2 separate regions of the Homo sapiens genome follow, and region 2 is linked to region 1. A link is a loop called in an ENCODE intact Hi-C map of the cell type or tissue named here. Cell type or tissue: OCI-LY7. All regions are shown on one strand.

Region 1 (8,000 bases):
AGCCTGGTCCTCTTCCGGGGCCTCCATCCATGCAAGTACCCAAGCCACCTGCACATCAGCCTCAGGTTCTCCCTGCCCTCACTGCCACCATCTCTCCTCTCTCTCCAGCCTCATCCAGTCACCAAGCTGAGCCCTTCTTGCTCCTTCCCTGGCACCCAGATCTGTCTATCCCCCCTACCTTCACCACAACCTTCCCAGTCCATACCACCATCCTCTCCAGCTTATGTGAAAGCAACTGTCTCCTAGGGACCTCCCCACTTCCAGCCTTGTCTCAGTGTGTTCTCTACTCTGTAGACACTGTTCTTTGAAACATACAAATTGGAATGCATCTTTCCCCTGCTTAAAATTCTCCAGGGACCACCCCCCCGAACCAATACCCAGGCTCTCGACACAGCCCCTACCTTTCTCTCCCACCTCACCTTCCCTCATCTCCCCCGCATCTCTGCCTTAAACCCCACCCAGCAACCATACTCAACCTCTTCCAGTGCCTCCTGCTTCCCACTCACCCCTCTGGCTTCAGCACATTTCCACCTGGAACCCTTTGCCTCCCCTACCCCTACCCAGTTTCTCCTGCTTCATCTAACTCTCGCTCCAGGTTTCAGTTCAACTGCTATTTCTTCTGGGAAGCCTTCCCTGACCACGCCACTCCCGCCCAGAGAATGTTACGTGGCCCCACGATCTCAGCACCTCAGACGTTTCTTATTCTACTCTAGCATTTAAAACCCTCCATAATCATTGCTTTTTAAATTATATGTCTCTCACAACAGACTCTATGCATCAGCAAGCAAGGCCCTGACTTGCTGTCTCAATAGAACCCAGGACAATGTCTGACCGCTACTAAGCATGTGGCAAAGGTTGTTGAATGAGTAAGTGAATGAATGAATGAGTAAACGAATGAATGTAAAACTCTGCTTTACATGTGTTATCTCATTTAATTCTTACAAGAACCTTTTAAGATAGGTATTCTTCATTTCATTTTACAGGTAACAGAGGGGAAGTAGCTTGCCCCAAATCACACAGGGAGCAAACAGAAAGCTTGGAAGTTGGGCCCAGGTTTAACACCCAAGCCCACAGCACCACCAACACTGTCCCCTCCTCTGGCCATCCCACCCCGATCACTCATCCTACACGAAGCCAGAGAGCCCTCTTGAGGCCGGTCAAGGCTGGAAACGCAGGCTGGGAACTGGCAATGGTTACCTGGAAGCACGTGGGGCCCGGCCTCCCCGTGGGGATGTCTGACTGGTAGAAGACTTTGAGCTCTGGAGTCAGCGCGATGACCGTCTTAATCACCACGGAGATGATGTCAGACCAGACCTTCTTGATGTCAACGCCTTTGGAAGACAGTCTACAAAGGATGCTGGAAAAAGTCCTTTTGCTGCCAGTGCTAGCACTGTCCGAGTGGATGAAGTTGCCGCTGTGGATGTTCAGTGAATAGTTGGTTAAGTGCATAAAGATGCGGTGCAGGTTTTTGGGGGTGGGCTCCTGATATGGCTCGGTACAAAACCTAGAGAGTCCGTCTTTGGCTATATAAATCTCTAAGGGGTCTAAGGACTTGAGTAAGACATACAGACGAATATCAAACTTGAGCTTGTCGATAAGGAGAGGTTTGCAGATGTACTCCTGGACCACCGCTGGCCTGCTCTGGAGGGTCCCTGCCAGGCGGATGTCACTGGGGTCTTTAATGAGGTAGATTCCATCACCCTGACAACCACCATCAGGTTTCACGATAAAAGTGGGCTTCCAGGAGGGGTCATCGTCTTTCACCATTTGAACCTGGAGGGGGAAAAAAGGATGGCCGACATTATATTGTTTTCCCTCTGGATCCCTAACACAGAGCAAGGCCTTAGCAAATGTGTGGTGAATGAGTGACAAGATGATCCCTGCCGATCTGAGCAGGGGCTGAGCATCTTCCATGGAGATGACACTGCACAAGGTACTGAGATGGTGACATCAGGACTGTCCCCAGTCTTGTGCTCCAGAGCGAGGTGGAGAGTGTAGTGGACTGGCAGTCACAAGACCTGGGTTCAAATCCTGTTTCGCCAGTTATTAGCTACCACTTTGAACAGGTCATATAACTAATAATAGTGCTGAGAATGATAATGATGGTGAGCTAATATCATTTATGAGCGCCTGTGAAATGCCAGGCACTATATCAGGCACTTACCTAATTAGCTCATCTAACCCTCACAGAAAATATGGTTGTGTCTTTTTATGTCAGGAACAGAGAGGGTACAGCAGTTGCTGAGGGCATGGGTGTTGGAGTCAGATGGCCTGGGCTCAGACACTGGCCCTGCTCCTTACCCTGCAGCCTTGGACAAGTGACTTAAGTTATCTACACCCTTTCCATCTGTGAAATAGGAGAAAGGTTGTTTTGAGGATTAAATGCAATCATAAATGCAAGAGGCTAAGGACCTAGAACCTGAGAAATAAAAGACAATCCAAAGCCTGGCTGTCACTCTTTTTAGAAGATGAAGTGACTTGCCAGCTAACGCGGGGGCAGAATTGGGATTGGAATCTAGATTGATGACTGAAGCCCTTGGACCTTCCTCTATCCTACCATGTCTTGGTTTCCTCACTTTAAAAATGGGGATATAGACACCTACCCTCACTGTGTCGTTGTAAGGATGAAATAAACTAAAACGTACAAAGGGCCAAGCGCAACACCAAACACAGAGCTGAGCTAGTGCACAGGAAATGTTTGTTTTATGTTTACATCCCTTCTAAAGTTCATCTGGTAGACCTGACCAATCCTTCCATCTGTTGAGATCTTTTTGAAACAAGATCCCGTCGTCCACAGTATTTGCTCTCCTCCCAGCTCCAGGTCAGCAGAACACTCACATAATTAACTATCCAGGCACTTGACCAGTCCAGATAGTCGATCTGGACCTGTGGGTCTGCATAATTCATCCTCGCCCCATTGCCCCTGATGCTGGTGAGGTGCTTCCTGCAGCTATGGAGAGCGGATGGACTGAAATGGCAGGAGAGGAGGTTTTCACAAGCAGAGAGAAGCTGGAGGAAATGTAAGGGTGGATTTGAAAGAGGGATCCATGCTCTCTGCAGCTTCTGGTGTGAAAGTTCCCCTCTGAAATCTGACAGCAGTGCCTGGCAGGCTGAGTTGGTGGGTGCCCCAGTGACAGACTCCTCTCAGCTCTCCACCTTTGCTGTGTAAGCCCAAGCCAGGACATCTGCACTCTGGCTTGTGCCTTGCGCTTATCTCTTTGACCAGCCTATATTTCTAAATAAAGCTTTTGCCAATTCCTTGGGCACTATCACTTATTCTGGGCTTGTAAAAGATCTTTAACAATGGAGAAACACTTAAAGCCTTAATAATGGTCCACATCAATTGTTTCCCCTTGTCAGCAGGATCCGAGAATGGAACTTCACAAGAGATCAATGCAAGCCTCCCAGGGCCTTCCACTGAGGCTTTCTTGCAACTGTGACCTTGACGTTTATGTAGTTATTTAATATTCAACCAAAGCATTCGTACACTTGGCCCTTTACAGTAAATATAAGTGTGCTGGACAAATGGCAGTTATGGACCAGGAAGTGAAAAATGTCAAGTTTGCACTGATGGGAAATTTTTCCCTCTGGAAAGCTTTTGCTATGCCGAAGACACTAACAGTTCAATATATTATCCAGAGCAATATTTTCTCCTTTGAATTCCATGTATATGCCTTAAATAAATTAAACTACCTGGTCAATAGTCTCCGTCACTCATTGGATTCCTGAATACTTCTGCTCTTTGCCAGAATAGTGCCATACAAATCAAGATTATTAATACTCATAGAATCATTGAATTTTTAGAACTAGAAGAATCCTCAGGGATCATCATCACCCAGTACTCTCAAAAGTCAAGGGGGAAACGGAGGCTCAGAGAGGTGACGTGACTTCCCTTGGGTCCCACAACTGGCTGGCAGTATGGTCAGGATGAGAACTGAGGTCTCCCGACCCCACCTCAAGTTTGCGGTGCCATTTTTGCCTCTAAGATAAAACTGAAGATCTCTTGTTCCTCCGCTTACTGTAGGAAAGATCCTCCTAATGTATCAGACAGCACTGAGGTCTGTACTCTGGCCTCACCCTAAAGATTTTGGCCCTGAGTATGGCCATCCAGGAACTATATCTGTAGATCCTGAGTTGGCCAGACTGCCCCAGTTTCAAATCTTCTGTCTGGGTTCCTTGCTTGTTAAAGCGCAGGTGTGATTTACAGGAAACCCTCACAATTGTTCAGAACGTGGTTCCCATAGCCACCAGACCCTTCCGCCACTACTACCCTAAAAAGAGAAACATTTTTCAGAATTCATATTCACTCTCCTCTGAGGTTTATTCAAGAATGACCCTTTCCCAGCAGTTATTAAAGTTAAAAAGTAACACGTTGGCTCTTAAAAAGAAGTCATGGACCAGAATGAAAATATCATCGATATTCCTGGGCCCCAGCCTCAGCAATTCTGATTTAATCGATCTGAGATGAGACCTGGGCATGTGTATTCTGGAAAAATCACCGCAGGTGATTCTGATGAGCACTCTGTCTGAGAATCACTAGACTAAGTGAATTAAATAAAAATACCATCTGAAACCAACATATTGAATGAAGTATTCTGCACTGGTGTTAGCTGGAGTGTGAGGAAGACTCGCGCTTATGCTACAACTGATGGTATCTCTAGTTTTATCCAAACCTGCTGTTGGACCTGAAATCCATTACCTTGTAACGGTATACACGGATGGCTGAAAGAGATACACAGAGGAGGTGGTGGCCTAATTGCCTGGCACTCCGCGGGCCTACTGAAAACTTTATGTGGCTTTTACTGCCCCCTAGTGGACATTTAGAAACCGCTACTGGGAAAGTCACCCCGTTCAAAATTCCAACACTACTGAGCAGTAAGATACTCTACTAAGACATTAAAATGGTCTTAAAGAAACACCACTACAAATGAAATATTATTCAGCCTTAAGAAGGAAAGAAATTCTCACACATGGCACAAAATGGATGCATCCTGAGGATACTATGCTAAGTGAAATAAACTAGACCCAAAAAGACAAATACTGTAAGTAAGAATGCACTTATATGAGGTACCTAGAGCAGTCAAATTCATAGAGACAGAAATTACAATGGTGTTTTCCAGGGCTGGGGTGGGAGGGAATGGAGAATTAATGATTATTGGGTACAGAGTTTCAGTTTTGCAAGATAAAATAAGTTCTGGACATGGATGATAGTTGTACAAAAATGTGAATGTACTTAATGCCACTGTACACTTAACATACATACAATGTACATTTAAAAATGGTTAATCTGGTAAATCTTGTCATGTATATTTTACCAAAATTTTAAGATTAATTTTTAATTTTTTTAAGTCATAGCTTTTGGTAAGTTAGAGATAGTACTATAGTGAAAAACAGAAAATCTGGATTTTAGTCCCAATTGTTTCTGACTGTGTGACCTCGAGAAAGTCACCTAACTTTCTGGGCTTTGTTGTAGTCACCTATAAAATAAAGGGGTCAGACTAAGGTCCCTGGCTTCCGCCAGCGAGCAAATGCTGAACCATGATTTATCTTGATATCACCACAGTCGAAGGCTGCGTTACAAACACACAAGTGGCATTCATCACGTCGGAGAGTTCCTGCTGTGCTGTTGGGATCAGCACATTGGGATGATCTATAAGAGGAGGAGATTTGGGTCTGAGATTTATGATGCATTTGAGGAAATCAGCAGGGCATTTGGAGGAAGCAAGCTAAAATGTTTGGAGGGAGAAATTCAGCAACTAGAATATCAAGCCACAAAACATTATTAGCAATGAGGGGCAGGTAAGAGGCCAATTTCTGAAGAAATACTGTGTCTGCAATACTGGGGAAGTCAAAACCAGTTAGGGCAGTCCTTTGTCACTCAGGTGGATTTGCATCCAATCTTAGCAACTCAGACCTTTGATGTCACAGGTACACGCTACAGATCTCAGGCAAAAACAAGCCTCTGGTAGACAAAATCAGTGTCACACGGTGCATGCCAGACAGGAGGCAGGGCCAGCCCCTGCCAGCCTCAGGGATATGAGCCTGGTACCCAGGGCAAATTCCTACCTCAATGTTCAGGGCAATTTCTGAGTCCACTTAAGATGGAAGGCAGTCTGCAGTGAGGTCACCTAGGGCCAGATGGAAAGGGCAAGAATGGCCTGTTGGGGCAGAGTGGGAGACAGAGCAGTGGGGCAGAAAGGAAGGACCTGGGCAGATGATGTGCTGCTTCGGTGGGGGGTTATGAAGGCAGGAGCGGGCAGGACACTTCTGGGAAACTGTAGATAGTTCCGACGGCTGGAGAACATAAGAGGTGGAGGGGGTATGCACATGGAAATCCCACTAGTGAGATTGGCAGGGGCCAGATAATACCACCACCACGAATAATAATAATAACATTAGCACACGCTTACTGAGCACTTATTATGGGTCAGGCACTGTTCTAAGCACTTTGGAGGTATTATCTCACTTAATCCTCACAACAATCCTATTTTACAGATAGGGAGAGGGAGGCCCAGAGATGTCAAGTAATTTGTCAAAGATTACACAGCCAATAGGTCACAAAGGCAGGATTTGAACCCAGGCAGGCAGATTCCAGAGCCCATGCCAGAATGAATGAGAGATGTATGAGAAGGGGATGGAGGAAGATCAGGCCTAGCTAGGAAGTAAGAGTCTCATAGGGAAGGCCCTTGAATGTTGGTTTAGAGTTTGAGCAATGTCCTAAAATGATGGGGACTCCCTGAAAGGTTTTGAGAAGAAAGCAACTTAATTAGATGTGTATTATGGGATGATGCCTCAGGCTGTCACATAGAAAATTTACCCAAGTGGTTGGATGGTCTGGGGCAGACAGGAAAAGTCCAAACTGAGGCTGCAGTGGAGTCAGAGGGAAGGACAGAGGTTTGGGAAATATTTTGGAGCTAAAATCAACAAAACTGGATGACTGGGAGAGAGAGACAGGAACATAAAGGATAATCCCCCTATGTCTAGGTAGTCACAGGGAATATAAGGGAATGAGGAAAGGCAGAGGGGAGGCAGTGGGAAGATGATGAGCTGCACAGAGGACCCTGGAGGGCACGCACCTAGAGAGGTTTGTGGTCCCTGGGAAATGTGTCTGGAGCTTGGGAGAGAGATCTGGGGTCGTCAGGCCCCCAAGGATGGCCAAGGCCCTCGCAATGGGCCAGATTATCCAGAGACAGGATAGAGAGGAAGAAGAGGGCACCTGGGAGCCAGAGGCTGGAACGGGCAGAACAGACCCCAAACACCCTGTATTTATACTCGATCTGCAGGCGAAGGATGGAGTTTCAACTGGCGAGGGACATGCATCCACGCATCACCAGGGCACCCAGGAGGAAGATAGTTTGGAAGGAATGAAACCAGGTGTAGGAAGGACCCGAGGCTATCAAAGGTCCAAAGGCCTGAGCTGGGGCAGGGACAATGCGGTTGAAATAGGGAGCTGAGAGAAGAGGTAGAATCAGGGCACCTGGTGACTGGACAGATGTGAAAGGCGAGAGAGGAAAGGGTCATGGGTGAGCTCACGGTTTGGGACTTCAGCAATTTTGGGAGGGGTGATGTTACCATTAACAGATTTAGGGACTACAGGGAGAGGAGCAGGTCTCATTGAAGGAAAGTGGGGACAAGGAGAGGAGGAATTCACTTCATCTAATGAGTATTATTTGCACGACTCCAGACAGAGCTAATTTAGGACTTTATAATATCCCGCAAGCCCTCTACTGTTCATCGGAACCAGGCCAGGTTGTCCGATATCTCCTACAGATGATTAATTCTGATACAACAACTCTCCCAAGCTTGGAAAGAATAAGAGCTGCTGTCCGACAGGGATGAGACTCAGACTCTAAACTCAGATGGCGCATACCTCGAACTGGAGCACAGGTATCCGAACAGACCTCTCAAGCTCCGTGGTGAGCGCGGGAACCACGGGCCCGTGAGAAGTAGTGCCTGCCACTGTGCAGGCAAACATTTTCAGCACTCCCTGGCTTTTGAAG
Region 2 (8,000 bases), 150 kb before region 1:
CTGGCCACAGCAGAGTGGCCCAGAGGTCTCAGTCCAGTCCCATCCAACGTCACCCCTGATTCCATCATGACACGAACACAAGTTCCTGAGTCACCATCTGGGAAGACAGGGCCACAGTTCTAGTCACTGCTTCCTGCAACTGCTTCATGCTGTTGTGGACATTTCTCGAGAGATTAATGGCTCCTATAGAACCTTTGGAGGCTCAGGACTCATTCCTCAGCAAGTGGTCAAAATCTCTGGCTTAAAAAGGACTTCAGAGATAACACAATCTAGGCCCTTGCAGGGTAACAACAACACCCAGAATGACAAGAGGGATTACTAAGAGTGGTCTGTATACAACACGTGCTTAATATGTGTCAGGCACTGTGGTGAGTACTTTATGGGCACCTTTTGTTTAATCCTCAGAACAAAATCTGGATGGTAGATGCTTTTATGGCCCCTGATTGTCTGTGGTTGTTTGCCTTTGTTTAGTGATATGGCAAAGCTTTGCATTTGTCTTGGGCTCTGTGTGTTAGTTGGGTGTGGGCAGACCTAGCCATTCACTCAGAGTCCTCCAGGCTGGGGCTGGTAGTGGGGATAAAAAACCAGGGCAGATAAAGCATGATTTCTGGTCCTGTCGCTGTGGCTTTCTGTAGTTGCCCTGTGAGATTCTGAAGGGCATGGGTTGCCCTTCCTGACATTGCTAACAACAGCCATCCAGCCCCCCAACTTGGTTGCTTCCAGTGATGGGGAGCTCACCACTGCCCCAGGAGGTCCCTTCTCACTGCCATGTGCTCTCTGCTCTCTGCCTGGGAGCTGAAATGTGCAAAACCTCCCCCGACACCCCAGTTTAACACAGAGTAAATCAACCTCTTCTTCCATCACCACAGCCTTTCTCTACGAGGATCTGAGGATTCAGAAGGCAGTAACCATGACCACTCAGTTCTGCCAGCCCTGGCTGACTCCTCAATGTGCAGATTCACAGATGGGCAAGCCTCCTCTGATGCAGGGCAGGGAGAAGCAGGGAGAGGGTAGGATGACCCAACGTGAGATGGGGGTGTTAGAACACAAAGGAAGAAGCAAGTCATTGCCTGGAAGAGGCAGGATAGGTTACAGGGTGCCTGTGGTGCACATGGTGAGAAAATTCAGACAGAGGCAATGCACAGGTAGTGGAAAGTGAAGGTCCTGTTTCCCTCCTCTGCCTTGCGACCTCCAATTCCTGTGAGCTGGAAGTGAATGCTGTTTGCAATTTCTGGCATATACGCATAAAAATGAAATATGTGCACTGCTGTGTGCATCAATATCTGTATCCATATAATTTTGCACACAAATAGGATCACCTTATAGCTACCGTACTGCACTTACACAATTTTAACCATGCCTTGACGCTTCTCCGTGTCAGCATATATAGATCTACCCTGTTGTTTATAGACTGTATAGAATTCCATAGTATAGATGTACCATGAGTTTCTAAAATCCTTCCCCTACTAATGGACACTTAGGATGCTTTTCTCCTGTTTTCTTCTTTTTTTGATATTGTGAATAATGGTGCAATGAACATCTTTGTGTATATATCAGTACATACTTGAATGAGCAATCATCTCTTTCCAGTGGAACTTATGGGTCAAGTATTATTTTTACTAGTATGTTTTGATAGCTCTTGCCAAATTAACTTGGGGTTGGGATCTTCAAGGATCAGCACTGAGGAGGAAGATCTTTCTGAGGAGAGGAACTAGTAGTACAAAATCTTGGTGCTTTGAAAGGGCTTTTTCAGGGTGTTAGGGAACAGAGCTGGTGCTGTGGGCGGTCTGGCAGGTGGGCCTGGAGCGGGTGGGGGTGAGGGATGAGGGGAGGAAAGGGAGTTTGTCTACAGTCGGTCCTGATTAATGCTCCCAGCTTGTCAGTTTCTCCCCTGCTCCTGAATGCCACCATCTGCCATCAACCAGCCCTGGGATCTTGTGTGGTTGAAAAGCCTGCCTTCCTGTCACTATCCTCTCTCTCTCTGTTCCCTTCTCAGCCAGACTGCCCTTCCCTCCTGGGGTGGCACTGCCTCCACAGCCTCCCTTCCAGCTCAAGAGAGGATGTCCACTCCCTGTCTCTCCTCCCAAAGGGCTCACGCCAAACGCCTGGGTACCTTCCACTCCCATGTCAGCTCTGAGCTCCTCTTGGCTCTCTCCCCACAGCATGTGACCACGTGGAAGCCTCCCTCCTGGAGACACGGTCTTCCCACGTCTGTTTCATCTCGCTCTCCTGCTTCTTGCTCTCTCTCTCTTGCTGGCTTCTGTCTGCTTTTCCTTGCTGTGGGCCCCACAGGGCTCTCTCTCTCGCTCTCTCTTCCTGTCATTCATTCCCCAGGTTGAAATACCTTCAATGAATCCATGCCCTCCAAATCATTGTCTCCAGGCCAGCCTGCTTTTTTGCCACTGGGATATCGCATTAGCCTGTTAAAAATGAATCTCTTGGTCTTCCCTTCCCAATTCTGTTTTTCCTTGAGTCTCGCCCATTTTAATAAATGGTCTCTCCACCCACCTAGTTGTTCAAGCCAGAAGCCTGAGGTCATTTTTGAGACTTCTCTTACCTCCTCTCAACACCTCCACATCCCTAGGACCATAAACCTCTGCTCTCCTGCCCTCCCCCACCTGAGCAGCTGTCGTCCCTTGAAGCCCCCACAGCCTCCTCGCTGGTCTCCCTGTTTCCACTATTGCCCCTTTCAATACAGCATCCAGAATGACCTTTTAGAAACACAAATCAGGGCTGGGCATAGTGGCTCATGCCTGTAATCCCAGCACTTTGGGAGGCCGAGGTGGGCGGATCACCTGAGGTCAGAAGCTCAAGACCAGCCTGGCCAACATGGTGAAACCCTGTCTCTACCAAAAATACAAAAATTAGCAGGGCGTTGTGGCATGTGCCTGTAGTCCCAGCTACTCAGGAGGCTGAAGCACAAGAATCGCTTGAACCCAGGAGGCGGAGGTTGCAGTGAGCTGAGATTGTGCCACTGCACTCCAGACTGGGTGACAGAGTAAGATTCTGTCAAGAAAGAAAGAAAAGAAAGAAAGAAAGAGAGAAAGAAAGAGAGAAAGCAAGCAAGCAAGCAAGAAAGCAAGCAAGCAAGCAAGCAAGCAAGCAAGCAAGCAAGCAAGCAAAGATAGATCAAACCACGCACTCCCCCACTTTAAACTCTTCAACAACAACATTTCTTGCCCTGCCCACCTTTCTTGCCCTGCTCTGAGGGATCGAGCCCCGCCTCTCCAGCTGCCGCTGTAACCCACGCCCCTGCTCCCGTCACCCTGCGGGCCTTCATTTCGCAGAACCTGCTCCCCGCATTCCCACCTTGGGGCCGGTCCCTGGCCTCTGCTCAGAACACCCTGAGTCCCACCTGGCGAAGCTTCCATCTCAGCATTACCTTCACTGACACATCTCTTTGATCCACCTCTTAATATAAATGAGGTCCTCTCTGTCCTCCTCATTAAAACTTATTTCACAGAACGCATCACAACGTCTAATTACATGCAATTTCTGCGTTTCCATGTTTAATGTCTGCCTCGGCCACCGGATGTCAGCAGTGCTAGGGCTTGGGTGTTCTGTTCATCCCTGCACGTCCCCATCACCCCCAGTGCCTGGCGTGTAGGGGCGGCTCATTGAACATTAGGTGATCCACTTAGGGTAGAAAAAATCCAGGCTTGATATCAGACATGCCTAAGTTCAAATCCAGGGTTGGCCTCTTACACATTGCGGGGTGATCTTCGCTTACTCACTGCCCAGCTGGGAGCCTCAGTTTCTTTCTACCCTGCCCGGCTCTGGGGGGCTCAGTGATAGAAAACAGACATAAGGGGCTGGGCCTGTGTCTGGCACATGGAAGACACACTGGAAACATGGCCTTCTTTCTTGATTGTCTTTAAGTCATGAGAGGGGCCAAGCCTGGCAGAATAAAGAGTATTCTCATGGAGGGCTGCGGCTCAGAATTCCCATTCTATCCAAAGATGGGCAAATTGGAAGACGGGCAAATTGGCCCTAACTCAGCCACCAACAGCAACCCTCTTCCCCATCCCCCCGACTGTCCAGCAGTTAACTGGCGGGGCCTTCTAGAATCTCCAGAAGACCTCAGCCTCAGCCTTCTCAGCCTTGGGCAGGGCAGAGCAGTGCCCACTCACCAAGTGGACTGAGCCCTATCCTCAAGGTGAGACCCCTCTGAGGAGCTCTTCAAAGCTGGCCTGCCATTTGGAGCGGTGACAGGAGGCAGATCAGTGTCAAAAATAAGACAGAGCAGTGGGTTTCAACTTGACTCACATTAAGAATGTCACGTTAGAGCACAAATGAGAGAGAAGAGAAATGCTCTTTTATGCGGGAGTTTATTTTTGTCACTTTGTCAGAGAGAAACTGCAGCCTGGAGGGCACTGGAGCTGCATCGAATCACCCAAAACATTAACATGCAAATTGCCTTCTTTACAGAAGGTAATTTTATTAGTGCACGAAAATGTTTCTTTCACTGTATTCATGCCTAGGAGCAGTGCTATCTGGGGGCCAGTTAGGGCAACCGCAAGAGAAGAATTAGGGACAGTCCTGAACTCGGTTAAGATCTATTACCTCCCCAACTTGGGACCACCACGTATCCTCGGATGCATGGAACACAGTGCGCTGCGATGTGACAGCTGGCTACCGATGGATGCACAGGCTGGAGGGGGCAAGTGACTTGTTCAAGATCATACAGCTTCTTTTTTCTTTTCTGAGACAGGGTCTCGCTTTGTCACTCAGGCTGGAGGGAGTATAGTGGCTTGATGTTGGCTCACTGCAACCTCTACCTACCAGGTTCAAGCGATTCTCCTGCCTCAGCCTTCCAGGTAGCTGGGATTATATGCAATTGCCACCATGCTTGGCTACTTTTTGTATTTTTAGTAGAGATGGGGTTTCACCATGTTGCCCAGGTTGGTCTTGAACTCCTGACCTTAAGTGATCTGCCTGCCTCAGCCTCCCAAAGTGCTGGGATTACAGGCATGAGCCACCATGCCCAGCTGATCATACAGTTTCAATGAGGAGGCAGAGTTGAGGCCACGTGGCCTGTGTCCAGACACCAGGTGACCAATAGGGAACCATGAGGTCCTGGAAGTTGTCACTCTGAGAGTAAGGAGCCTAGTGAGACCCCATCTACCTATTTGTTCACTCACTTGCTTGATTATTCAATAAGCTTTCCCTGTGCTAGGCCCTGGGCCCCAAACATGAATCAGGCACTGGCACGAGGCACTTGGCCTCCACTGGGAGCAGGTGGAAAGGGGATAAGACACCTACAAATACTTCTGATCCAGCGAGCTATGACGGCTGGGGAGGTGTGCCTGGAATCAACAGAGCAAGGAGAGAGCATGGCTGTTTGGCAGGGAGGGCAGGGAGAAGGGTCTGGAAGCTTCACAGACAACCGTCTCACCCATGGGCCTTGTGCAGGCAATCAAGGCAGGGAGGGATGTTACAGGAAGGAGACACCATGAGCAGAGGCCCCACGATGGAAGCACGTTGGCTGGCCCCAAGCAGCACAGGACGTGTGGGCGAAGAGTGTGGCGGGAATGGGGGCTGTGGTTGTGGAGGATGGAGATGAGGCTGGCAAGTCTAATCTCAAAGGCTAAAGAGCTCAGATGTACCTGTATCCTGCAGGTAGCAGGCAAACCCTCCAGCGCCCATTCAGAACAGAACCGTGCTCCCCATGAGATTTTGGAAGGGAGGGGCTTCTCCAGGCCCTGTGTTGCCAAAATGACAGAAGGTTCTCTGAGGCTGCGCTTATGTAAGGCTTCCTCCTCCCTTCGCAGATGTGATCAGTGGGGAAGTGTGGGCAGAGACTCCCACCTGCTACCAAGAAGAACGCACTCAGTCATGTAAGGTCTCGTGGAACAGACGAGGTGAGCTCCCTTTCTCTAGAGGCTGCTTGGGGCCTCCCGGGCTGAGGACACATCTTTGCCCTGAGTCACGTGGCAGCTGCATGGTGTGGCTGTGGTGGGGCACGAAGAACTGTTACAGCAGCCCAGGAAGCTGAAGGGGAAAAGCCCAATGATTATTATCGTTGGGCCAGACCATTGTTTGTTGTGGGGGTCTGTCTTGTGCATTTCAGGTTGTCTAGCAGCAGCCGTCGGCTTGACCCACTAGATGCCAGTATAGCAACTCCCTTCCCCCAGTATGACAACTAAAAATGTCTCAAATCGTGGCCAGATGTCCCCCTGGGAGTTAAAATTGTCCCCAGTTGAGAACCACTCGTCTCTCTAGACTTCAGGGAAGACATGGATGCCTGACCACTGGAAGTGTCCCAATTCTTCCAGCGAGATGCAGAGCTCCCCGAGAGCATGTGCCTGCCTTCTTCCACCTCTCAGGGGGCAAAGGACAGGGTATATTTCATCACATATTTGTGGACTATCTCAAAAAGGAATGTGTCTAACTTACTGCTTAAAACATCTGGAAAAAGAGCAGGCTGGGGATGTAGAAAGTCAATGGACAGTCGGTGCTTCTTCCAATACTTTGCTAGGGTCTCAGAGTCCCTCACATGTAAAACAAGGGGGTTGAAAGAGATGATCTTTAGGGCTCCCTCTCCTTTTTTTTAAAAAAAAAAGACACGTGGTCTCTCTCTGTCACCCAGGCTGGAGGACTGGAGTGCAGTGATGTAATCATAGCTCACCGCAGCTTCAAGTTCCTGGGCTCAAGCAATCCTCCTGCCCCAGCATTCTAAGTAACCAGGATTATAGGTGCATGCCACCCTGCCTGGCTAATGTTTTTGTAACTTTGTGTATGTGTGTGTAGAGTCAGGGTCTCGCTATGTTTCCCAGGCTGGTCACAAACTCCTGGGCTCAAGTGATCCTCCTGCCTTGGCCTCCCAAAGTACAGGCATGAGCTACTGTGTGCCTGGCCCCCTTCTACTTTTGAACACTATGATTCCATGTCAGTAAGATGAATAAGGTGAATATGTAGGAAATGTTACCCATGAATTCTGAAGGTGGCTCCTATGGGCCAGATGAGTCTCTGTCTTGGGTAACCTGGGCATTTTTTGATGACAAATAACTGATCAGATGGTTTGTGAGATTCTCTCTGCTCTCTTGGGTTAAATGAGTAAGCCCAGATTTCCCCGGAGAATCTCTGAAAGGTAAACACTTCTGGAATGTTGGTCATTGCTGCAGTTTCTCAAAGACCATTAGAATCTAAAGACAAAGAATTATGGCTCTACCACTCACGAGCTGGGTGACCTTGGACACATTATTTAACCTCTCTGAGCCTTAGCTTTCTTCTCTGTAACCTGGAGTACAGAGCTTAAATCTCAGGATTGTTGGGAGATGTGCGAAATGCTAACAGAGGACTTTTAGTTTCAGCTCTGACGCATAAAGAGCTTAGAAGTCATTGCTCCTGGCTGGGCACAGTGACATATACCTGTAATCCCAGCACTATGGGGGCCGAGGCTGGAGGATCCCTTGAGCGCAGTAGTTCAAGACCAGCCTCAGCAACATAGTGAGACCCCCATCTTTATTTAAAAAAAAAAATGAGAGAAGTAGTCACTCCCATCTTTACAACAATAAAAAAAAGCTGAACAAATTGAAAAATCAATGACTTTTCTAAGATCCATGAGTACTGAGGTCACAGGACAAGCCACCACCCTAAAAACCATTGAGACCTGTGAATATAGAGAATCACAGCTGAGTTCAGCTTACCAGGAGCAGAAGCTTCTGGAGCCAGGAGCTGATAAGAACATTTCACTCGTAATTGATGAGTTGCTAGAGACAGTGTGAGGCTCAACCTTTAACTAGGTTGAGTTAAAAACGCCTGGGGGCCAGTCTTAGGGGGTCTCCCACCTTTTTGTGAGTGGGGCTCCAGGAGCCCCACCAGGTTCTCAAGAAAAAGATTAGAGAAAATCTTCTCATGCTTCAGAAAGGGGTGGGGGAGGTAACCATTTTGGAATATGCCTAGAGCACTCTCCATAACAAAGGCCTGCTAATGCGGGAAACTATTATTTATTTACTTATTTTTTGTTATTATTATTATTATTAGAGACAGGGTCTTGC

The links. Peaks named below come from ENCODE experiments on the same cell type or tissue, not always from the same donor. Only the 100,000 strongest peaks of a DNase experiment are listed, where the experiment ranks them.
Region 2: a loop joins it to region 1, with 9 times the contacts of the local background. A loop is called at or near these places in 4 of 110 quality-filtered maps.

Annotation. Positions count from the first base shown.
Region 1 is chr9:121,987,998-121,995,997 of GRCh38, forward strand. It overlaps TTLL11 (tubulin tyrosine ligase like 11), which reads right to left. Exons shown (of 9, transcript NM_001139442.2): 4 at 1,198-1,773. Among named protein-coding and RNA genes, the nearest start is that of TTLL11, 100 kb to the right of the region's middle. In OCI-LY7, CTCF peaks have their summits at 1,158 (motif pointing left), 1,361, 4,822 (motif pointing left) and 5,021; DNase peaks (open chromatin) are centred at 4,194 and 4,784; H3K4me3 peaks cover 607 bases; H3K27ac peaks cover 1,985 bases.
Region 2 is chr9:121,835,706-121,843,705 of GRCh38, forward strand. All of the region lies in intron 8 of TTLL11 (tubulin tyrosine ligase like 11), which reads right to left. Among named protein-coding and RNA genes, the nearest start is that of DAB2IP, 190 kb to the left of the region's middle. In OCI-LY7, CTCF peaks have their summits at 3,521 (motif pointing right), 3,724 and 6,114 (motif pointing right); a DNase peak (open chromatin) is centred at 3,556.